Linked DNA regions of Homo sapiens: regions 2 and 3 are each linked to region 1. A link is a loop called in an ENCODE intact Hi-C map of the cell type or tissue named here. Cell type or tissue: GM12878. All regions are shown on one strand.

What was found. Peaks named below come from ENCODE experiments on the same cell type or tissue, not always from the same donor. Only the 100,000 strongest peaks of a DNase experiment are listed, where the experiment ranks them.
Region 2: a loop joins it to region 1, with 6 times the contacts of the local background. A loop is called at or near these places in 17 of 110 quality-filtered maps.
Region 3: a loop joins it to region 1, with 5 times the contacts of the local background. A loop is called at or near these places in 14 of 110 quality-filtered maps.

What each region holds. Positions count from the first base shown.
Region 1 is chr12:102,480,395-102,488,394 of GRCh38, reverse strand. It overlaps IGF1 (insulin like growth factor 1), which reads left to right and starts at 7,832. Exons shown (of 4, transcript NM_000618.5): 1 at 7,832-8,000. LINC02456 (long intergenic non-protein coding RNA 2456) reads right to left here. Exons shown (of 13, transcript XR_007063427.1): 11 at 4,507-8,000. RefSeq lists enhancers at 3,951-4,010, 4,543-4,602. In GM12878, a CTCF peak has its summit at 3,739 (motif pointing right); DNase peaks (open chromatin) are centred at 3,874, 4,224 and 4,784; H3K4me3 peaks cover 1,727 bases; H3K27ac peaks cover 5,344 bases.
Region 2 is chr12:102,296,697-102,304,696 of GRCh38, reverse strand. It overlaps LINC02456 (long intergenic non-protein coding RNA 2456), which reads right to left. Exons shown (of 13, transcript XR_007063427.1): 4 at 1-65. Among named protein-coding and RNA genes, the nearest start is that of LINC02456, 21 kb to the right of the region's middle. In GM12878, a CTCF peak has its summit at 3,429 (motif pointing left); a DNase peak (open chromatin) is centred at 3,426.
Region 3 is chr12:101,914,177-101,922,176 of GRCh38, reverse strand. It overlaps DRAM1 (DNA damage regulated autophagy modulator 1), which reads right to left. Exons shown (of 7, transcript NM_018370.3): 5 at 7,945-8,000; 6 at 1,976-2,068; 7 at 1-961. The coding sequence ends at 917. Among named protein-coding and RNA genes, the nearest start is that of DRAM1, 41 kb to the right of the region's middle. In GM12878, a CTCF peak has its summit at 4,273; a DNase peak (open chromatin) is centred at 4,286; H3K27ac peaks cover 2,027 bases.

The DNA.
Region 1 (8,000 bases):
TTTTGGGAGACTTTTCCTGACTGTAAAATACCTGCTTAAGGTAAAAAAAAAAAATGCAAAAAAGTATTAGAGGTGCTAAAAATCACTTGCCTCATGCTACACAAAGGTTCATAGTCCCACATAGGGTCAGGCACAGAGTCAGTCTCTAGAGGCATAAACATGTTGTAAAAGCTCTCTCTCATTGTTGCTAAAGGGCAGGAAATCATCCCAACTCAAATATCACCTTAGGCTTGAAACTTCTCTCCATTGGTCTAAACAGCTAACTTTCTTATGAGGGAATGAGTGTACTTCTTATTATCTAGAGAAACTAAGCACAGGTGCCTATTTTTGTATTTGTTTGCATGTGTTTGAGTGCTGTGTGCGTTCTAGAATAAGACAAAAAAAAACCCACTGTTTATTTTCTTGTTGCCAATGAGTGTCATCTTCATACAATATTAATGACACAGCCAAGTCAAGTGGTCACAACTTCTCTTTGGAAATGATCAAGAAACAGTAAGTGCAGGAGCCACAGGTGAAAGAAAAATGAGTAAGAAAACTTAGAATTGGAAAATATAATTTATTAACTTGGGTTTTCTTTTTTGCCACTTGGAAAATAGTATTATTACTACTCAGTTTTAGTGAGGGAGGACCAGTGAGCGCACCTTTTGAGAGGCACTGATACGATGGTTAATTTTATGTGTCCACTTAGCTAGGCCACAGTACCCAAATACTTTGTCAAGCATCATTGTACATGTCTCTGTGACTTTTTAAGGTGAGATTAACATGTAAGTCAGTAGACTTTGAGCAAAGGAGATTACCTCCATAATGCGAGTGGTCTCATCTAATCAGTTGAAGGCCTTAATAAAAAGAGACTGACCTCTTCCTCAGAAGAAGAAATTCTGCTAGCAGACTGCCTTTGCTCCCCTCCCTGGTTCTCCAGCCTGCTGGTCTACCCTGCAGACTTTGACTTTCCAAGCTGCCACAATCATGTGAGCCAATTCCCTAAAATAAACCTCTCTATATATACTTGTATACATCCTGTTGATTTTGGTTCTCTGGAGAACCATGACTAATACAACTGGGCTTAACATTTTATCTGGAGCTCCGAAAGAAGCTGAGGTCTTCACCAAGGTATTATGAAAGGAGCAAAGGGTGTCCTAAGAATATCTGAGTGTCTGCAAGGTGTTTAACTCGTGTTAAAGGGTTTGTGCTGGGCAGAGGACAAGGTACTTTTTTTTTTTTTTTTTTTTTTTGAGATGGAGTTTTTCTCTCGTTGCCCAGGCTGGAGCACAATGGCACGATCTTGGCTCACCACAACCTCTGCCTCCTGGGTTCAAGCGATTCTCCTGCCTCAGCCTCCCGAGTAGCTGGGATTACAGGCACCCGCCACCACACCCCGCTAATTCTTTTTGTATTTTTAGTAGAGATGGGGTTTCACCATGTTGGTCAGGCTGGTCTTGAACTCCCGACCTCAGGTGATCCGCCCGCTTCTGCCTCCCAAAGCACTGGGATTACAGGCTTGAGCCACAGCACCCAGACAGGACAAGATACTATTTTGAAGGGTATGTGCTTCCCAGGTAGAGCATTACAAAGGGCTCTTCTGGATGCAGCATCCCCGCTGCAATTGAGTGTCCTAACTTCTGTTTATAAAGGGGACCCCAACAGGAAGCACCCTGAGAAGTTTCCCCAGTTAGCCACCTTGAGGTAAAAGATTGAGTCTGGGGCTCCATGCCCTGCTTTCACGGAGCATAATAAAACTTCCTTAATCAGCCCACATGAAGTATGTGATGCTCTGATGAACCTGCATTCCTAGAGAGTTCACTGCTCCCCAGAAACAAGATCTTGCCTCAACTCTTACAGTGAAAAATCTTTATCAAGTGTAATCATTAAAATCTACCTCCCAAAGTATAAACACTGCAATTAAGCTTTACAAATGGAATATCTGGAAAGGTGAATAGATGATCAATAGGTACCTCAGTTCTTACCCAGGCCTGCCTCTTGTGGGCCTAGGCTCTGATGTAACCCACGTCTGCTATTACATATTTACCTTGAGGCACTGTGCCATTCCCAGAGTTAATCACAGACTTAGTTACACACAAATCTTTGTGTACAAGGGAACATGAGGAAATTAAGACTGTTTTCAAGTCATCCAACTGTGTGAAGGAGGCTACTGACGGGGAGTGGGAGGTAAAAGGGTTCCACAGGTAGGACTCTGAGCTCACAGCCACAGCCTCATCTCCCACATCCCCCCATCACTGTGAACTTTCTCATGCCTACGTAAGTTTGCTCATGCTGTTCCCTCTGCCTGGAATAGCCTTTATCATTGTTTTTCCATCTTGGTGGTGAATTCATGCTTCAAGGCCTAACTCAGATGCTTTTCTGTCTGCCAACCCCTCTTCAACATTTCCAGTCTCTATGAAAGACTGAAGTGAAAAATGAGTGAGCTTAATGGAGATCAAAATTATCTAGAAATGTAATTAATGCATTTATATGGTGGCATCTTTTTATGTAGAGGGTCTTTGTTCCCTGTCTTTATGTTGTGGCTATGTATTTGTTTTTCTAACACAATGACATGTTATTGTAGTGATTTCCAAACATCAGGGTTTCAAACACCACCTACAATTGTGTGTCATAACGGTCGGCCACCTGTCAAATTATTTACTTACTTTAAATATATATGTTTTTCTTGACTTGATGTTCTTAAGACTTATATACATACATTTTAAAACTAAACTTTAAAATATCTTTTTTAAATATAGCATCATTTGCCTTAAATAGAAGTTTTGCTTAAAAGCAAATTCCATAAAAACAAAATAGGAACTTCTGTCTGGAAAGATTTTGGACTTGAGATTCACTTTTTGGTTGTTAAAACGAGAGGTTTTTGCAACACAAAGGATAAATGTTTGAGGGGATGGATACCCAATTCTCCATGATGTGTTTATTTCACATTTCATGCCTGTATCAAAATATCTCACGTGTCCCATAAATATATATACCTACTACATACCCACAAAAATTAAAAATTAAATTAAAAAATAAAATAAAGAGAGACTAATGAGTGCTAGGGAAGCACTGAAGACAGACTAGCGCCAAACTGAGACTTTCTCCTTTGGAGATTCAGGATCAGAAAGGGAATTGTAAATGGAATCATCTCTATACTTAAGTGATTCTTTAACGCCACGTCTTTGACCAGGGGTGTTATAACCCACATTTTGAAAACTAACATGATAGAAATACTGCAGAACAGACAAGGAGACTGGGTTTGAATTCTATTTTGTGAGCACCTAAATTTGTCTTGCTTCTCGAGAAGTCATTTTTCTATCCTCCAACAGCCCCTCTTCCTGGTCTTATTTTTCTTATAAAATGAGGAGGTTGGTTATTTTACTCTTAAAGAGTTTGTGCAATTTTTATATTTTACCTTTATCATCATTTGTTTTCCAGACTTGCATTCATTCAACAAAATGTTTTGAGCTCATGCACCCGGAGTTAAGTGCTGGGAATATGGCCATGAGGAATCCATCCATGCCCTGATGAAGTTTATGATCTTTCTTTCCCCCTTATCAATCTTCCCCTTTTTAAACTACAGTGAGTTGAACATCTATCTTACTTATTTCAAAAGACTTAATAAAACTAAAGATAAGTGTAGCTTAAAATGTATTTAAATCCAGAGCTTTCAAAAAAAAAACCCACTCCTGCCAGAACGCATCCACGGTCAAGAGTGCAGTGGCAGTTTCTCAGAAGTCCACTAGAGGGCGCGCACATTTTTTTATTCCCCAAGAAAGCATTTATGTGGGTCCTGCCCCTGAAGTTTGGCGTTGGTGTCTCTTTTCCCCACATTTTATGCAACGTGGGGCAAGCGTGACGAGTCCTCAAGTTCTCTCACTCCACCAACCCATCCTTACCCCATGCCGTGACTTCTCCTCTGCCATAACGAAGAATTACTTTGCTCACACAACCACAACAGTTTCGTTTCTGTTTCCAGTATTTGCCCTTTTGACATTTTAGAAGAAATAAGATCCAAGTTTGATGTTGAAAAGAAAGCATTGATTTCTTTAGTGAGAGGATTTCTCCTCCCTATTTCTGTTTTCCCTAGTCGTGGGCGAAACACTTCTTTAAGGAGTTAGAGCAGCTCCTTTGAGCAAATCTTCCTGGGGAATCACAGGAATCTTTCTGAGCAGATGTTTTGGAGCTGACATTAGGCCCCTTGCTCGGCAGCATGTTGAGTTTTTGAGGCCCTGTCTTTCCTCTGAGTTTTATATTCTGAATTGACAAGTTCTTGACCTCCAACATTAGTTTGAGCAACCCATGACCAACCCTCCTCACAAACCATGATCCAAAAGAAACATCCAATAGTTTCCCCCAAGTTCTTTGCCTGGTGGTTGCCCTAGAACCTTAAGCCTCACCCTTTATTTGATTCCAAAATTCCCTTACCTCCAAATGTCCATTCTGAGCTTTCCTTGGGAGTAAGCAAAGACATTCATGAAATAAATTGTAAATATGCCCTATTGTACATGGATATGAAATTACCTTTTGGATGAACGCCTCTCCAGTTAACACAGGAAAGACTGGGAACATGGCTTGAGAAGAAAAAAAAAGTTGGGGGGAAGACAGGGAGGGCCTCCTTGCCCACCCCACCCCTGCTTTCTGTGTACCTTAGCCAGCTCACCCTTTAAGGAAATGAACAATTTTTTCTGTGTGTGTGCGAAAGGTGTCAGAAGTTTTCTGAGGCTGTAGCTTTATGCAAATATGCTACTCAAGAAGAAGGCTTTAGGGGAGAGTTATTTATATCCCACAGGCATTACACATGCAAAAGGTGAAACTGTGAATCTCTGAATTTCCAGGAGTGGATGTTCTTATGATAAGCACATCCTTGCGGTTAGCTATTTTGGTGGCCATATCTCACTGTCAGATTTTTGCAGGCAGGAGACTACATAATCATTCCATACTTTTATAATGACCCTAGATGTTTCTCTCCAATGGGACTTCATAACCTGAACTCCTCTTGGGCTTTAGATTTACTACTACCTTGGATTTGTAGTAATAGGTGCATTCATTTCTTTTACTCCTAAACAGGTACATCACTTAGCCATTAAAAAGTAATCTGGTGGCATGTTTATTGCTCTTTCATTTTCATATTGACTCCTGGAATTAGCCAAGAAAATGACCTTTTCTCTAGGAATTATTGCCCTGATCCATTGCTGGCTCACCCTGTCCAAAAATATAGACCATTCTCCAAATTGAAATATACATTAATCACCTCAGGAAATTGCTTCCCCCATTGGAAACTGATAGCTCTCATTGGAATGTTTCCAAAGCACAGCTGATGACAATTACGACTCACTGAAATTTCAGTTTTCTTTGATTGTGACATAAAAACTAGGACATAAATTAAAACCTAATTATCCTTTAAGGGTAATTGGGGTTACAAAACCGAGAGACTGTGAGTCAGTGTGTCAATATCGCTGGAGTACAGCATCTGTCCCCAAAACAGCCTTTCATATGAAATGCTTGTGGATAAGGTTATATCTGTGCACCGAGCATGCCAAGAGAGAACATCAAAATGGGTGATAGACTTGGAGACATATAGTTAGCTTCTAGGACATCTTGGAACAATTAAAGTATGCTAAAACTGCAGTGGGAAGGGGTTAAACAAAGTCCTGGCCTTCACCTGTAATGGTGTCCAATGTTGGAACAAGAACTTAGCACCAAGACTCCAGCCAGTATCTGACTCTCCAAACTTGGTTAAAGAGGTTTTTTCTCATCTGGAAGACAGGTGAGATCAGCTCTATTGTTTTATACAATCTACATCCTCAAAGTCTGTAAGAGAATAGACATTTTTCAGAAAGGGTGTGATCCACAAAAACTGCAGAAAAGAAAAAGATTTGTCACAAATCAAGTGTACAAAGAGAGCTTATTAAAGGAAGCCACGGATTATTATTAAATGCAGGGATTACTCACACATCTGCACATGTGGATAATCCCTGCATTAAGAATAATCCAGGGCCACCTACTAGGCCACCTCTTGATGATACCTCTTAGTGTGCTCTTTGGGTCAAATCCCACCCACTGAAATTTCCCAACATGGTACCCCAAAGCCTCTCATGACACAATCTGCCTCCCTCATTTTGGATTTTCCAAAAGATTTTACTCCCCTGTCTTCCCAGAGAATGTGTCACTCCCTCTCATTGTGCACTGTTCATGTTTTTAAAAGAGCACATGCCCATCATATGACTGTGAAGTTTTCCTCTTTGTCTCTGACATTCAGCTGAAAGCCCCTGAAGGGACTTGACCATATCTTATTCCTCTTTGTTTTCCTAGGGATGTTGTAGTTGGGCACATAGTAGAGCTCACAAAATGTTGCTGAACATAGTGCACCATTGACACAACATAATTCCAGATTTCTAACTTTGATTTCTGAAAGGTAAACATTGCTACAATGTATTAACCACACAGAAGACTCAAACAAACCCAACCCCCTTCCAAACAAAGCAGGTTTGTTTGTTTTTTGTTAGGGCACCCACTTCTACAAACAAATTTCTGGCCCCAGGATAACACAAAGAGCCAGAGTAGGATTTCAAGCAGAACTGTGTTTTCAGTTGATGTGTCAGTCCCCTGAGAGTCATGTGGAAAAAAAAAAAAAGAAAAAATTCAAGGTCCAGGTTATTTCCACCACTCCTGGGAAACCAGGCCTGGAGAGCTCTCTAGGGAAAGAGGTATGTCTGCTCTGGGCTTTTGCAACCTTATTTTATAATTCACTTTCTTATCTACTGCTTCACAAAACCAAAGGGAAATAGGTACAAACTGTATCGACAAAAGATCAGAACTGAATTCTCAATGGCAAAGGCAAGTGTACATTATAAATAGCAAAACAGCTGGCTTGGACCATGTTGCCGGCCAGTCACCCAGTTGAGGGATTTGAATGACATCATAACCCTCGAGAGGGTATTGCTAGCCAGCTGGTGTTATTTAGAATACACAAAAATCAGAGAAAGAAAACACACTCTGGCACACAGACTCCCTCTGTCATACACACACACACACACACACACACACACACACACACACACAGGTTTGAGTTATATGGAAAATTCAAACAACAGGAAAATTGTTTGCCCCCCAGGTACCCTTCTCCCAGAGTGGTGGGGTGGGGAGGGGACAGTGACAGGCAGCCTAGTAGAAGAATAAAGAAAAATGTTCTATTTCAGTTGGGTTTTACAGCTCGGCATAGTCTTTGCCTCATCGCAGGAGAAAAAGTATGAGACAGTGCCCTAAAGGGACCAATCCAATGCTGCCTGCCCCTCCATAGGTTCTAGGAAATGAGATCACACCTCTCACTTGGCAACTGGGACAAGGGGTCACCCGAGTGCTGTCTTCCAATCTACTTTACCCCAGTCACTTCAGGGTTAAAATTGTAGAGTTTGCTGGAGAGGGTCTTATCGTCCTTTCTTTCTTTTTTTGTTTTAAATAATGCATTTGCTCTAGAATCTAAAATTGCTCTCCCATCCCCCATATTCCTTTAATACTGGTAAGGTGTATTAGCAGACGTTTGTGTCTTCATGCCCAGCAGAAAGTTAATCAGAAAACAGATCCTTATTTTCTATGGCAGCATAAGTATTTTAATGTCTGCGAACCCTGTCACTAACACACATTCTTTTAAGGGAAAAAAATGCTTCTGTGCTCTAGTTTTAAAATGCAAAGGTATGATGTTATTTGTCACCATGCCCAAAAAAGTCCTTACTCAATAACTTTGCCAGAAGAGGGAGAGAGAGAGAAGGCAAATGTTCCCCCAGCTGTTTCCTGTCTACAGTGTCTGTGTTTTGTAGATAAATGTGAGGATTTTCTCTAAATCCCTCTTCTGTTTGCTAAATCTCACTGTCACTGCTAAATTCAGAGCAGATAGAGCCTGCGCAATGGAATAAAGTCCTCAAAATTGAAATGTGACATTGCTCTCAACATCTCCCATCTCTCTGGATTTCTTTTTGCTTCATTATTCCTGCTAACCAATTCATTTTCAGACTTTG
Region 2 (8,000 bases), 180 kb after region 1:
CGTGTTTACTCAGCACTCCTGGGGGTCACTAGAAGCTCCACTTTGGATCCTGCTTCTGACATTATCTGATAAAAGAAAAACTTCAGCTGAGTTAAATTTAAAGGAGTTTAATTGAGCAATGAACGATTCACGAATTGGGCATCCCCAGAATCACAGCAGATACACAGAGACTCCAGGGGTGCCTTGTGGTCAGAACAAATTTATAGACAAAAAGTTAAAGTGATGTATGGGAATCAAAAGTGAAGTACAGAAACAGTGAGGTTGGTCACAGCTCTGCGTTTGCCTTGTTTGAACACTCAGCAGTCTATGAGTGGTTGAAGTATGACCACTGGAATGGCCAACACTCAACTATTGTTACGGTGCATACTATTAAGTTAGGTTTTCAATTTTGTCTGGCTATTAAGCTAGGTTACAGTTCATCTACAAGGACTCAAATATAGAAATACAGAGTCCTTCTCAGGCCATATTTAGTCTGCTTTAACAGATGCCTGTATTAATCTGTTCCACACTGCTAATAAAGACATACTCAAGACTGGGTAATTTGTAAAGCAAAGAGGTTTAACGGACTCACAGTCCCACAAGGCTGCCTCACAATCATGAAGGAAAGTGAATGAGGAGCAAGGTCACATCTTACATGGCAGCAGCTAAGAGAGAGCTTGTGCAGGGGAACTCCCATTTATAAAGCCATCAGATTTCATGAGATGTATTCACTACCACAAGAACAGAATGGGGTAAACTGCCCCCATGATTCAATCTCCACGTGGCTCTGTCCTTGACAGGTGGGGATTATTACAATTCAAGGTGAGATTTGGGTGGGGACACAGCCAAACCATATCAGTGCCATACTAGCAGAGTCAAGCCGAGTTGAACTGGGACCACTTCACACACACACCAAAAGTTACTAGCACTTAAAGTGGGTATATCATTTAGAGGGAAGTCTGTCATTGTCCCTGTTCCAGGACCAGAGCTGTGGCTCAGAGATTTTGCCCAAACGTAGAGAAGCACGCTGTATAACAGAATACTTAAAATCTCTCCCCAAAGAAATTGACTTCATTTCCAACAAACCATGGACAATTTCAAGCCTAAAGTCACTCTCAAAAACAGTGAAAGTTTGTGAAAAGCAATTGGGAAAAAATTGATAGATTTGTTAGAGATATAGCCTAAGTTGTAAGCTGGATGATTTGCTATAGAGAAATAGAAAGCAAGACATCTGGGAGGAACCCTCTTAGGGTCAAAACAAATCTCAAAAACTGACCTCAGGAACAATTTTTTAAGAAGAGCCCAAATTTTTGGGTCAGTTTGTAAAACAATCTATATTCCAGGGCATTGTTGAAAGCAACAGAGCCATCAGCCAGCAAGTAAGTAGTGGAGCATAATACCTGGGTATGACCAGAGAAAAAGACAAAAGAGAGCTCTCCCAAATCCACTGTGTTGCCAGCTGACTGTGAGCATATCAAACTGCATCCCCTGAGAAACAACTTTATAGACTTTATGCTTCAGAGGAAGAAATAAATTACACCAAAATAATCTAGTCAATCAACAAACAAGTAAATAAGCAAATAACAACAAGCCCCAGAAGACCAGTACCCAGTATTATTACAATATACTACCTAAAATTTTTCAACAAAAAATTATGAGACATATAAAGAAGCAGGAAAGAATAAGCAATACACTGAAAAAAAATTGTAGACAACAGAAACTGCCTGGAAGACTTACCAGATGTCAGATTTAACAGACATCAGATGTCAGATTGAACAGAAAAAGTTTTCAAAGTAGAGATTATAAATAATTTCAAATAATATTTTCAAATAAAATGGGCCATGATTTAAAAAGTATGATTACAATGTCACATCAAAAGACACCTAAAAGTGAAAAAGCTAAAGCTAAAGACAATAAGAAAATTTTGACTACATCAAGATAAAAATGACTCATCACTTAGACTGAAACTCCAGGAAGATTAACAGCTGATGTCTCAGCAGAATTAATTGAGGCCAGAAGGACAACATATTCAGAATGAACCAAAAAAAGCAATTATTAACCAAGAATTCTATATCCACCAAAATAAGGTAAAATAATGACATGTCCTAATAAAAACAGAGGGAATGTGTTGCTAGCAGACCTACCTTATAAGAAGTACTAAAAGAAATTCATGCTACAAACAAGTGAACCCTGAGAGTAATTGGAATATATATATGAAAAAAGCAAAAAGAACCAGGAAAGGTAATTATCTAATTGTAAAAGTCAAGGCATTTCTTTTCCTTTCTTCTTCTAAAAGATTTTAAAAGTAATTGTATAAAGAAGTATATAATGTGATGTTGAGCCTATAACATAAAAATGTAATATTGGTCAATAATAGAACAAAAGAGGTGGGTGGGGGCAAAGCTGTATTGGATTAAGGAAATGACTTCAGATGGCAACTTGTATGCACAGGAACAAATGAAGAGAACCAGAAATGATAAATTAAAAGGCTAACACAACAAAAGCTATAAATGTGTGTGTGTGTTTGTGTGTGTCTGTATTTGCTCTCCTCAATATCCTTAAAAAACATAAAAGCGTGTAAATTTATCATTACAACAATGCATTGTTGGGTTTGTAATATTCAGATATTAGATGTAATAGATGTAATATGAATAAGAATAGTATCACAAAAATGGGGGGAAGGGAACAAAGGTATATAGAAGTAACATTTCTGTATCTCACTAGAATTAATTTAGTATAAATCTCAAACTGATTATTATAAGTCACAGTGTATATAGAAAAACCCTAGAGTAACCACTAATAACTCAAAAATATAGTGAAAAAATAATTTAAAAAATTAAAATGCTACATTATAAAATATTCACTTCATGCAAAAGAAAGCAGTAAAGCAGAAACAGAGGAACAAGAGAAACATGAGATATATAAAAAACAAAAATGGCAAACATAATTCCAACTATATCAATAATAGCATTAAAGGTGAATGGACTAAATAATCCAGTCAAAAGGCAGAGATTCTCAGACTAGATCAAAAAACAAGAGTCAATACATGCTATCTATGGGAAACACACTTTAGATTCAAAATACAAATAGACTTAAAGTAAAAAGATGAAAGAGAAATATCATGCAAACAGCAACCACAAGAAAGTTGGAATGGTTATACAATTACCTGACAAAATATACCTTAAAACAAAAGATATTACTATAGATAAAAGAAGATGTTTTTTAAAAGGTCAATTAACCAGAAAGATACATCAATCAAAAATATATATGCACCTAACAACAGAGCACCAATACATATGAAGCATAAATTGATTTAAATGAAGAGAGAAATAGACAATTCATCAATAATTGGGTACTTCAATACCCAATTTTCACTCATGGGTAGAACACTAAGCATAAGAACCACAAGGGTGTAGGAGATAAAAACAGACATAAGCACCACCTACTGGCCTGGAAGTTGAATGGTGCAACACAACAGGAAATCTGCTGACTCAAGTGCAGAGTACTGGAGAATGAAATAAGCTTCCTGAGACTTCCATCACCCTGAGCCCACAGGAGGCAGTGAGTGAGGCTGCTCACATGCTTAGCACATCACTACAACAACCAGCATTTGAGAAAGTCACCATACAAAGGCTATTACCAAAGAATTTATACAGACTCTTTGCCACTGAAAATACCCAGAACCAAACCCAAAGGACACTACACCACATCATACAGTACAGACACCTCCTCAAGGGGGCAAAATAATCCTGTCCAAAGGGAAGCAAAATTAAAAAATAAGAAGGAGAGACAGCTTATCCAGATAAGAAACAACCAGGGAAACAACTCTGAAAGTATGGAAAAAACAGAATGTAACAACACCCCCAAAGGGGAATACTAACTCCTCAGAACAAATCCTAACCAAAATGAAGTCTTTGAAATATCAGATAAATAATTCAAAATACTGATTTTAAAGAAGCTCAGTGAGATCCAAGAAAAAGCAGAAAACCCATACAAATAGAAAAGCAATTTAGGACATGAAAGAAGAGATAAATGTCATTTAAAAAAATACACACACACAAAACTTCTAGAAATAAAAGATTCAGTCAAGGAGTTACAAAATACATTGAAAGTGTTAACAATAGGCCAAGTGGAAGAAAGAATTTCAGAGCTGGAAGACAGGTCTTTCAAATTAACTCAGTCAGACATAATATTTAAAAAATTTTTTTTAATGAACAAAGCCTTTGTGAAATATAAAAGTGTACAAACCTGTAAGTTATAGGTATTCCAGAGGGAGAAGAAGAAAAAGCAAAAAGTGTGAAAAACCTATTTGCAGAAATACTTCAAGAAAACTTCCCTGGTTTTAGGAGAGATTTTGACATCCAGATACAAGAAGCTCAGAGAATTTCTGGATAATACATTGCAAGAACTTCACCAAGACTATCCAAAGTCAATGTAAACAAAATAATCCTGAATGGCAAGAGAGAAGTGTCTAATTGCATTTATATATATATAATCATATCGGACTAGTAGCTGTCTTCTCAGCAGAAAACTTACAATCCAGAAGAGATTGGGGGTCTATTTTTAGCATCTTTAAAGAAAAAAAAATGCCACCCAATAATTTTATATCCTGTCAGATTAAGCTTCATAAATCAAGGAGAAATAGGGAATTCATCAACACTAGACTGGTCCTCCAAGAAATGCTCGAAGGAGTTTTGTTTTTGTTGTTGTTGTTTTAGTAGAGATGGTGTCTCACTATGTTGACCAGGCTGGTCTAAAACTCTTGGCCTCAAGCAATCCTCCCACTTAGCTTCCCAAAGTGCTGGAATGACAGGCATGAGCCACTGCCCAACCTCAAAGGAGTTCTAAACATGGAAATTAAACAACAACATTCACCATCATAAAAGATCACATAAGTAAAAAGCTCACAGACCTTATAAAGCAATTACACAATTGAAATCCCAAGGCAATCAGCTAACAACAACATGATAGAAACAAAACCTCACATATCAATATTAACCTTGAATGTATGTGGCCTAAATGCTCCACTTAAAAGATACAGAGTGGCAAACTGTATAAAAAAGGAAAACCCAAACATGTACTGCCTACAAGAGACATACATACTGGCTAAAGACAGCTATAGAATCAAAGTAAATGGGTTGAAAAAGATATATCACGCAAATGGAAAACAAAAGCAAGAGAGAGTAGTCATCCTCAATCAAATAAAACAGACTTTAAACCAACAACAGTTAAAAAAAAAAGGGGGCAAAAAAGGTCATTATAAAATGATAAAGAAGTCAATACAACAGGAAGATTTAACTATCCTAAATATATCTGCACCCAACACTGGAGCACCCAGATTCATAAAATAAATACTACTAGACCTAAGAAAACATATTGATAGCAATATAATAAGAGTGGGGGACTTCAGCACCCCACTGACATCACTAGACAGATCATCAAGGCAGAAAATCAACAAAGAAACTCTGGACTTCAACTGGGATGTAGACCAAATGAATCTAATAGAGATTCACAGAACATTTTATCTAACAGAATATACATTCTTCTCACCTCCACATGGAATATATTCCAAAATTGACTATATATTTGCCCATAAAGCAAGTATCAATAAACTCAGAAAATCAAAATAATAACAAGTATCTTCTCAGATCACAGTAGAATAAAATTATAAATCAATACCAAGAGGAACTCTCAAAACTACACAAGTACATGAAAGCAAAACTACTTGCTCCCAAATGACCTTTGGGTAAATAATAAATTAAGGCAGAAATTGAAAGACTTCTTGAAACAAATAAAAATAGAGACACAACATACTAAAATCTCTAGTATACAGCAAAAGCAGTGCTAAGAGGAAATTCTGTAGCATTAAATGCCCTTATAAAAAAAGATAGAAAAATCTCAAATTAACAACCTAACATTGAACCTCAAGGAACTAGAAAAATAATAATAATCCAAACCCAAAACTAGTAGCAGAAAAGAAATAACAAAGATCAAAGCAGAACTAAATGAGATTGAGATTATTTTTAAAGACATAATGAATCAATGCGACAAAAAGTTAGTTTTTTAAAAGGATAAACAAAATTGATAGATTGCTAGCTAGATTAACCAAGAAAGAGAGATTCAAATAATTATAATCAGAAATGAGAAAAGGGACATTAAAAATGATGCCACAGAAATACAAAAGATCCTCAGAGACTACTATAAACACCTCTATGCACACAAACTAGAAAACCTAGAGGAAATTGATAAATTCCTGGAAACCTACAACCCTCCAAGATTGAACCAGGAATAAATAGAGATCCTGAACAGACCAATAATAAGTAATGAAATTGAGTGAGTAATAAAAAAATCTTTCAACAAATAAAAGCCCAGGACCGGAGAGATTCATAGCCAAATTTCACCAGATACACAGAGAAGAGCTGCTACCAATCTTACTGAAAATATTCCAAAAACTCAAGGAGGAGGGATTCCTCTGTGACTCATTCAATGAAACCAGTATCATCATGACACCAAAATCAGGCCAGTACACGCACACAGAAAAGCAAACTACAGACTAATATCTCTGATGAGTATAGAGGCAAAAATTCTCAAGAAAAAACCAGCAAACTGAATCCAACAGCACATCAGAAAAATAATTAATTATGATCAAGTGGGTTTTATTTCTGGGATGCAAGTACGGTTTAACATCTGCAAATTGAAAAGGGTGATTCATCACACATACAAAACTAAAAAGAAAAACCATATGATTATCTCAATACATGAAAAAAGGCATTCAATAAAATCCAAAGTCCCTTCATAATAAAAACCCTCAACAAACTAGGCATCAAAAGACCATACCTGGCTGCTCTGCCTATGGAGTAGCCACTATTTTATTCCTCTAAAAAAAATAAAAATAAAAATAAAAAAGTACCTAAAAATATAAGACCCACCTACAACAAACCCACAGTCAACATTATACTAAATGGAAAAAAGTTGATTGCATTACCTTTAAGAACTGGAACAAGACAAGCATATCCAATCTCAGCATTCCTATTGCACATAGTACTAGGAGCACTACTCAGAGCAATCAGGTAAAAGAAAAAAAGCATCCAAATTGGAAAAGAGGAAGTCAAATTATCTCTGCCCACTGATCACATGACCATATACCTAGAAAACCCTAAAGACTCCTCCAAAAACCCCTAGACTTGATAAACAAATTTCAATATACAAAATAAACATACATAAATCGACAGCATTTCTATACACCAATAACATTTAAGCTGAGCGCCAAATCAAGAACTCAATCTCATTGGCAATAGCCACACACACACACACAAAATACCTAGCAATTAATTTAATCAAGAAGGTGAAAGATCTCTACAAGGAAAACTACAAAATACTGTTGAAATAAATCATAGATAACACAAATGGGGAAACATCCCACACTCATGGATTGGAAGAATCAGTATTGTTAAAATTACCATACTGCTTAAATTAATCTACACATTCAACTCCTATCAAATTACCAATGTCATATTCCACAGAATTAGAAAAAAATTCTAAAGTTCACATGGAATCAAAAAAGAGCCTGAATAGCCAAAGAAATCCTAAGCAAAATGAACAAATCTGGAGGCATCACATTGCCTGACTTCAAATTATAATACAAGGCTACATTGACTAAAACAGCATGATACTAGTACAAAAATGGCACAAATATCAATGGAACGGAATAGAAAACCTGGATATAAAGCCACAAACTAACAATCAACTGATTTTTGACAAAGTCAACAAAGATAAACAATGGTGAAAGGACACCCTATTCAATAAATAGTGCTGGGAAAATTGGCTAGCCATATGCAGAAGAATGAAACTGGACCTCTATCTCTCACCATATACAACAATTAACCCAAGATGGATTAAAGATTTAAATGTAAGACCTGAAACTATAAAAATCCTAGAAGAAAACATAGAAAAAACTATTCTGGACATTGGCATAGGCAAATAATTTTATGATGAAGATCCCAAAGGCAAATGTAACAGGA
Region 3 (8,000 bases), 570 kb after region 1:
CAGAAGTTCTTCTTGGCTGCCCCCTTCTCCATTCTTCTTGTCTCGCTCTTGGGCCTTTCTTCTCTTTGCCACATTTACTGGCATGAAATGAATTTGAGATGTGAGCTTCAGTTCTGAGTCAGACTATATATCAAGTTGTGCCAGCAACAATAAAGGATGGTTTTCACCTGACTTGTTGAAACCATTCCACCTGGCATTACACCCACTACGAATGGGCAATTAGCAGCAAGAGCAAAAGGTGCGACCTCATGAGCAGGGAGAAACAAGGTGGCAGAATTTCAAAACCAAGGTCTTCCGTATTCACTTAGAGTTACTGTACATGGTGGTATAAAGGCCTCTCAGTAGAAGCACTTTGTTTAGTTCGGCTAAAAATCAGAGTATCTTAGTGTTAATGTATCAACTAAATCTTTATGATTTGGGTATATGATCTTTATAAATTGAATTTTATAAGTGCTCTCCTGATAAAAAAAATTATACAGTTCATTCACTAAGAATAAAATTTACAAATGAATATCCCCTGATTTCACTTTGTAATAAATGTACTGAACCTGAATTACTCATTTAGTGTATTTCCATAAATCTCACACAAATAAAACAAAAACGACAGAATCTGTACAAAAATAAGAGCTCTCCATTTTTTGTAACACCTTATTTTTTCTGTATATGAATTTGTTAATATAAAAAAATCTACTTAGAAAATTATAAAAACATCACTACAGTGTCATAAGGCTGTACATTCTCTAGGAAACACATCTTTAGAAATACAACTATTAGGAACTCGTAATGAAATTCAAGTCCTGGATGTGCTGCAGATGCATCCCAATAATCAGGGTGGCCTCAAAACCCTGTCTGTCCTCTGTAGCACTTTTAGAAATGGCCTGCGACATTCACTGAGTGAGACTGAATTCTTCTTTCTTCAAATATCACCATTGATTTCTGTGGATATCCTTAGGGTGACACTCTATTTTTAAAAATGAAAGAGAAAGGTTTAAAAGAAGTTAAACAATCCCAGCGTTGACAATGACATTTCCAACAGCTCTGCACCACCTAAGGAATGATCTCACTATGGTTTGTGCTATGCTTGAGTCAGGTCCTAAAGAATTTTCTTGGCTTTCTATATCCTTTGAGCTAATAATTCACTTGTTTCAAAATGTAAGATTTTTCCTGTGGACAAATCTGATATAGTCCCATCTTCTATCTGCTTTGGGAATGTTTTTTGAACAACACACTTTTATTTTTTATTTATTCATTTATTTATTTATTTTGAGATAGAGTCTCGCTCTTGTTGCCCAAGCTGGAGTGCAATGGCATGATCTCAGCTCACGACAACCTCCGCCTCCCGGGTTCAAGTGATTCTCCTGCCTCAGCCTCCTGAGTAGCTGGGAATACAGGCATGTGCCACCACCCCCAGCTAATTTTGTATTTTTAGTAGAGACGGGGTTTCTCCATGTTGGTCAGGCTGGTCTCGAACTCCTGACCTCAGGTGATCTGCCCGCCTCGGCCTCCCAAAGTGCTGGGATTACAGATGTGAACCACCACACCTGGCATACTTTTATTTTTAAAAAAGATATATTTACTTTGTATTATTTGGAACTAGTAAGTGAGACCTCCTAAAAGAAAACAACCAGGATACATGACTATTAACATCAAACAGCAGAGGACATATGAAAATCTCATTGGTGGGAGAGCTATTAAAGATGCCTCCCATTGGGAATAAGCTAACACATGAAGTTGCACAATCCTTACAGATTTTTCTCAAACACATTAAGGATAAAAAGAAAGTGCTCTTTTTGCAGTGAGCCGAGATTGCGCCACTGCAGTCCGCAGTCCGGCCTGGGCGACAGAGCGAGACTCCGTCTCAAAAAAAAAAAAAAAAAAAGAAAGTGCTCTTTTTAAAAATGCAAAATGTCTTCTGCAAATTTTTACTAATCCTAATTGTCCGCAATTTAAAACATTTGAATTGATAAACACCTACCTGGAAATCTTGGATGAAAGTTAGGAAGTAGAAAATAAAACCAAAGGCCACTGTCCATTCACAGATCGCACTCACTACGTGATATACATAATCCTAATGCAATAATAAAGAAACAGAATTTAGCCGAAAAAGACTCACTTTAATGTACATACTGAAATACAATGAGGAGTTTCAACCAAAGGAAAAAGCTGTCCAGTGAGCATAAGTCAGAACTTTGAGGATATACGGTAAGCACAACCACGTTACTAAGTGTCAGGGCACCTGCCCACTGAGAATGCGAAGGCAGGTATTCCAAAGTTCTTTCTGGCTCGCACAAACTCTTGTTTTAAGATTTAGTTTGTCACTTCAAAAGGTAGACTAAGGACTGCAAAATGGCTGAGACTGGGAAGCAAATTTGGACTCAACAGAAGAAAGAAATTTCCATACAAGGCATGACTTGGTCTCGCTCTGCTGAGAATCCCTAAGTGTAAGGCTATGCTTAACAAGCACTCTCGCAGTTGTTCCAAAGAAAGTGTGTACACATCTAGATGAACTTGGCCAACTAGTCCCCTAGGTTTCGTGTTTCCCTGTTTATATAGAAATGATCATTCAGGAAATAGTTCTGCTTAACATCCCAAGGTAAATACAGCTACAAAGAAAATGCTAATAATGGACATCCACATGTTAACTGTATATCTTCTTGGAGGCAAGAATGGGAGAATGGAAGCCAAGGAGAATGGCTTCAATCAGATGTTCCAAACTCAGTTGCCTATGGAGGCCAGAAAATTAACAATAATAAATAAAACTGATGGTTGTGAAAAGAGAGGGAAGTTAGGGAGCCCACGCCTCATCAGCTCAATTCCATGGGAAAATAATACACTAGTGTTGCTTTCAAAGGGGTTTAAAAAAACAAAACCGTGTGTGTGTGTGTGTGTGTGCGTGTGTGTGTCTGTGTGTCTGTGGATGTGTCTGTGTGTGATATCTCCTGATTTTTCAGTGCTGGAAACTAATTTTAAAACTCTGTTGCAATGGCTCACACCTGTAATCTCAGCACTTTGGAAGGCTGAGGCAGGAGGATCACTTGAGCCCAGGAGTTTGAGACCAGCCTGGGCAACATAACGAGACAAAAAAAAATTAGCTGGGTGGGGTGGCCTGCGCCTGCAGTCCCAGCTACTTGGGAGGCTGAACTGGGAGGATCACTTGAGCCTGGGGGATAGAGGTTGCAGTGAACCATGATTGCGTCACTCTACTCCAACCTGGGTGACAGAGCAAGACTCTGTCTCAAAAATAATAATAATAATAATAAAATAAAAATAAATAAAACTCTGAGTCAAATATGCATGTCTGCATTCTGATGTTAGCTCACATGCCAAATGAGGCCTGGGGACTGTCAGTGTGCCCCCTCTGATTTCCTACGTCACTTTCTGCTCTGCTGAAATGAGCAACTACCCCTAACTCCCTACACCCCCATGCCTTCTGAAGCTGCATACATGGGCTGCTCTGCCCTTGGCATGTGCTGTTGAGGGCTGAGCCCACTGCTCTTCTACCCCAAACTGCTGTAGGCTACAAGGGTAAGTAAATGTGCTGGATCACAGGGCAGCTCCATGGTGACAGTTGTTTTCTTTGATCCTGTTTTCATCCAGACAGATCGAGTGGAGGCACACCAAGCCCTCCGAGCGTCACTCTTCACTCTCCTTGTCATGGTCACACTCACCCACTGTTTTCATGCTAGGTCACACCGAGGAGGACCTGACCAGCCTACAGTAGGAGATACAGAACAGAGGCTTCCTCCTTCTGGTACCAGTACCAGGGGACCTGCCACATCCCGTATCATCCCTGAACAAGGAAGATGGCTTCTAAAAATAAAGGCAGAACTTTGGGGGGAATTTCTTAAGCATGATATTAGTGAAAGTACATGGAACCAAGAGTCCTGAATGCAGGCAAAGCCCTAATATCCTTGCTATGTGAAATGAGACAGTGACATTATAATTCTCACCTCCCCCTACCAAGTAAGTCACTGCATATAAATGTGCTGTGAAAGCTGTAAAGCACTACACAGAAGTTTGAGGCAGTACCTAAATGATTATTCAGTGAATTAATGTAAAGGGAAATTTTTTTACATCCTTTGATATTAGGAACAGAAGGAAATGCAAGAGTGGCGCAGTCATTTATGGAGTGAATAGAAAACCATGTGCTTTTCACATTTTTAAGATAGAAAGTGGAATATAACAGATTTTTAACTGCCTGGGAATATACTTCGATAAGCCCTTCCCAGCAGCGGGTTTGTGATAGAAGGTCTCCCCCGAGTGGCTGAAAAGTAAAGTACACCTGAACTGCTCCGCTATGCGGTCTCACTTTCAGAAAGAGGTTCTCTCCAACGGAAAGAGGAACTGAACCCCCTTCGCATGATGGGGCTAATTCCCCATATATAAGAAAGAAAAAAACCTGCCTTTTGCCTAGGTCTAACCTATTGACGAATTTGACCATTTTAAGGTTAGATTTTAAAGAAGGCTTTTTTTTTTTTTTTTGAGATGGAGTCTCACTCTTGTTGCACAGGCTGGAGTGCATTGGCATGATCTCGGCTCATTGCAGCCTCCAGCTCTCCAACTCCTGGGTACAAGCAATTCTCCTGCCTCAGCCTCCCAAGTAGCTGGGACTACAGGTGTGTGCCACTACACCAAAAATTTTTTTTTTTTTTAGTACAGACAGGGTTTCGCCATATTGGCCAGGCTAGTTTTGAACTCTAGCCTCAAGTGATCCACCCGCCTTGGCCTCCCAAAGTGTTGGAATTACAGGCCTGAGCCACCGCACCCGGCCAAGAAGCACTTTTTGATCTCCTGTCTGGATCATTCTCTTCCTCACCATCTTCTGTCTCTCTCTTGTCTTGGCAGGCTTCCATTACCTGCCAGAGTTCTCCATATTGGGAAATCCTGCTGTCTCCTCTAGCCACCCTGGTGTTCCTCCTTTACCTCTTACCTCCAGTCCAGAACAGGACTCAATAAACATTTGGTTGATAGCTGAATGAAAGAACCATCCCTCTCACTATTTAACTTCTTGCCATTGGCTTCTAACCTCGGCGTTTTACTGAAACTACTTTTTGACAAACATCACTGACTCCCTTATTGCCCAAATTGAGGGACTTCATTCCTAAAGGCTATTCAGCTGCATATGCCATAGTTAGCCATTTCCCTTGCCTTTGAAAAATGTCCTTTAGTCTCTGGGATCGTATCTCCTCTCATTCCATCGTTAGGATTAATTGCTATTGCTTCTGCATTTCCACAATGTGTTGTCTGAAGTCCAGTTCAGCATTTTTTTATTCTTCAAAGTATTACATTTAGCCATTGACAACTGGCTGTTTGCCCCTCTGAACTATAAAATCCCTCAGGATCCTCTATCCCATGGCCACCCTGCCCTCTATAATCTTTCACAGTCTTGCATGTGGTAGGGACTCATCAATGAGGTCTACCATACAGCACAAGTCTAGTTCTTCTCTCTGGTCCATGATCCCTTTACTTCTCCTTTGCTGGAGGTATTCTTCCACCTGATCCTTGGGGGAAAGAATCCTCTGTCTCTCACTAACTCTCTTCTTTCCTGGGGCATCCTTGATTCTCCTATAAGGCGTCTAGATGAACCACTACTACAGGTATCTAACAGGATGGGTTGATCTCAATGTCAAACATTTGGTTCCATGTGTTCTGATGCTTGGTCCAAAATGTCCTGGTCTACCCCATACTCTAACAACTCTACCCTACACTCTGACGACTCCCAGTCCCACCAGAAGTCTAGGCCCACCGGAGTGCAAGTGATCCTTCCACCTCAGCTTCCCAAGTAGCTGGGACTACAGGCGCATGCCACAACGTCTGGCTAATTTTTGTAGAGGCAGGATCTTACTGTGTTACCCTGACTGGTCTTCATCTCCTGGACTCAAGCAATCCTCCTGCCTCAGCCTCCCAAAGTGCTGGGATTACAGGCATGAACCACAGCACCTGGCCTAGGCCCATGTTTCTAACCTCGATATCTCATCATATCCTCAGAATCATCAACTCTAACCAAACTCATCCACTTCCACCTACTAAATTATTTATCCCTGTTAGGGGCCTTATTTCTGGTCAAGGGAATAAATTCTTTGGTTCACCTAAGATAAAAACTTAGAAGTCATCTTTGATTCATCATGCCACTTCATTCTTGTGTTAATCATTTGCCAACACCCATCAGATTTCCCCTATTTGAAACGTGAACTAGTAGAACTGCCTTCTCCTTGCCCTCCTAATGCCAAGCTCTCCAAGCCATCCCAGGCATTGCTTCTGTCTAACACTCATCTAATAATACTCTTTCTATTTGCTTTACCGTTCGAAAGTCTGCAGGTTGGGCGTGGTGGTTCACGCCTGTAATCCCAGCACTTTAGGAGGCCAAGGAGGGCAGATCACGAGGTGCAGAGATCAAGACCATCCTGGCTAACACGGTGAAATCCCGTCTCTACTAAAAATACAAAAACTAGCTGGGCATGGTGGTGCACGCCTGTAATCCCAGCTAGTGCCTGTAATCCCAGCTATTTGGGAGGCTGAGACAGGAGAACTGCTTGAACCTGAGAGGCAGAGGTTGCAGTGAGCCGAGATCGCGCCATTGCACTCCAGCCTAGGCAACAAGGGCGAAACTCCGTCTCAAAAAAAAAAAAAGTCTTCAAAGTCTTACTCTGGTCACCTAGGCCAAGTACAAGCCTCTCTGCCTGCCTCTTACAGCCACTACACCCTTGCACAGTTATCCCCGGCTGCAGTGATTTCTCACTCTATCCTGAAATGAACTATCCACCACACTGGAGCTGGTATCATCCTCTCTACTTAACATTCCACGCTCCCTTTCACCACCAAACACCTTCATTCACACTGTCCCTCTACCCTCTTTTACTAAAGATAGATAGTTGAAGTGTTTAAGAAAGAAATTAAAGGCCAGGTGCGGTGGCTCACACCTGTAATCCCAGCATTTTGGGAGGCCGAGGTGGGCAGATCACGAGGTCAGGAGATCGAGACCATCCTGGCTAATACGGTGAAACCCCATCTCTACTAAAAATACAAAAAAGTAGCCGGGGGTGGTGGCAGGCGCCTATAGTCCCAGCTACTCAGGAGGCTGAGGCAGGAGAATGGCATGAACCCGGGAGGCAGAGCTTGCACTGAGTCAAGATTGTGCCACTGCACTCCAGCCTGGGCGGCAGAACGAGACTCTGTCTCAAAAAAAAAAAAAGAAAGAAAGAAAAGGAAGAAATTAGAGGGACGGGTGCGGTGGGTCACGCCTATAATCCCAGCACTTTGGGAGGCCGAGACGGGGGGATCACTTGAGGCCAGGAGCTCCAAACCAGCCTGGTCAACATGGGAAAAACCCTGTCTCTACTAAAAATACAAAAATTAGCCAGGCATGTGGCGCACGCCTGTGGTCCCAGCTACTCGGGAGGCTGAGGCACAAGAATCACTTGAACCCAGGAGGCAAAGGTTGCAGTGAGCTGAGATCACGCCACTTCACTCCAGCCTGGGTGACAGAGCGAGACTCTGTCTCAGAAAAGAACAAAACAAAATCAAAAATTAGCTGGGCCTTGTGGCAGGTGCCTGTAGTCCCAGCTACTTGGGAGACTGAGGCAGGAGAATCGCTTGAGCCTGGGACACAGAGGTTGCAGTAAGCTGAGATTGCACCACTGCATTCCAGCCTGGGCAACACAGCAAGACTCTGTCTCAAAAAAAAAAAAAAAGAAGAAGAAGAAGAAAGAAAGAAATTAGGAACTCAAAATTTTGAAAATACTTCCAGGAAGCATTTGGAATTACCCTGATAGCTAATTACTACATACTGCCAAATGATTGGACAGTAAATTGATTACATGCCATGTTTATTTGACATTTTGCAACTTGTTCTAAGGAACGGCAGTGATCTTCCCTATGCCTAGCCTGGCCACAAGCTCACATAACCACGTCCGACAACCACATTCACAACAACTTAAATGTTACCTTTTCTCTTGGATTCCACTCCAGCTTGGTTATGGAAATTAGTGAAGCACAGACAA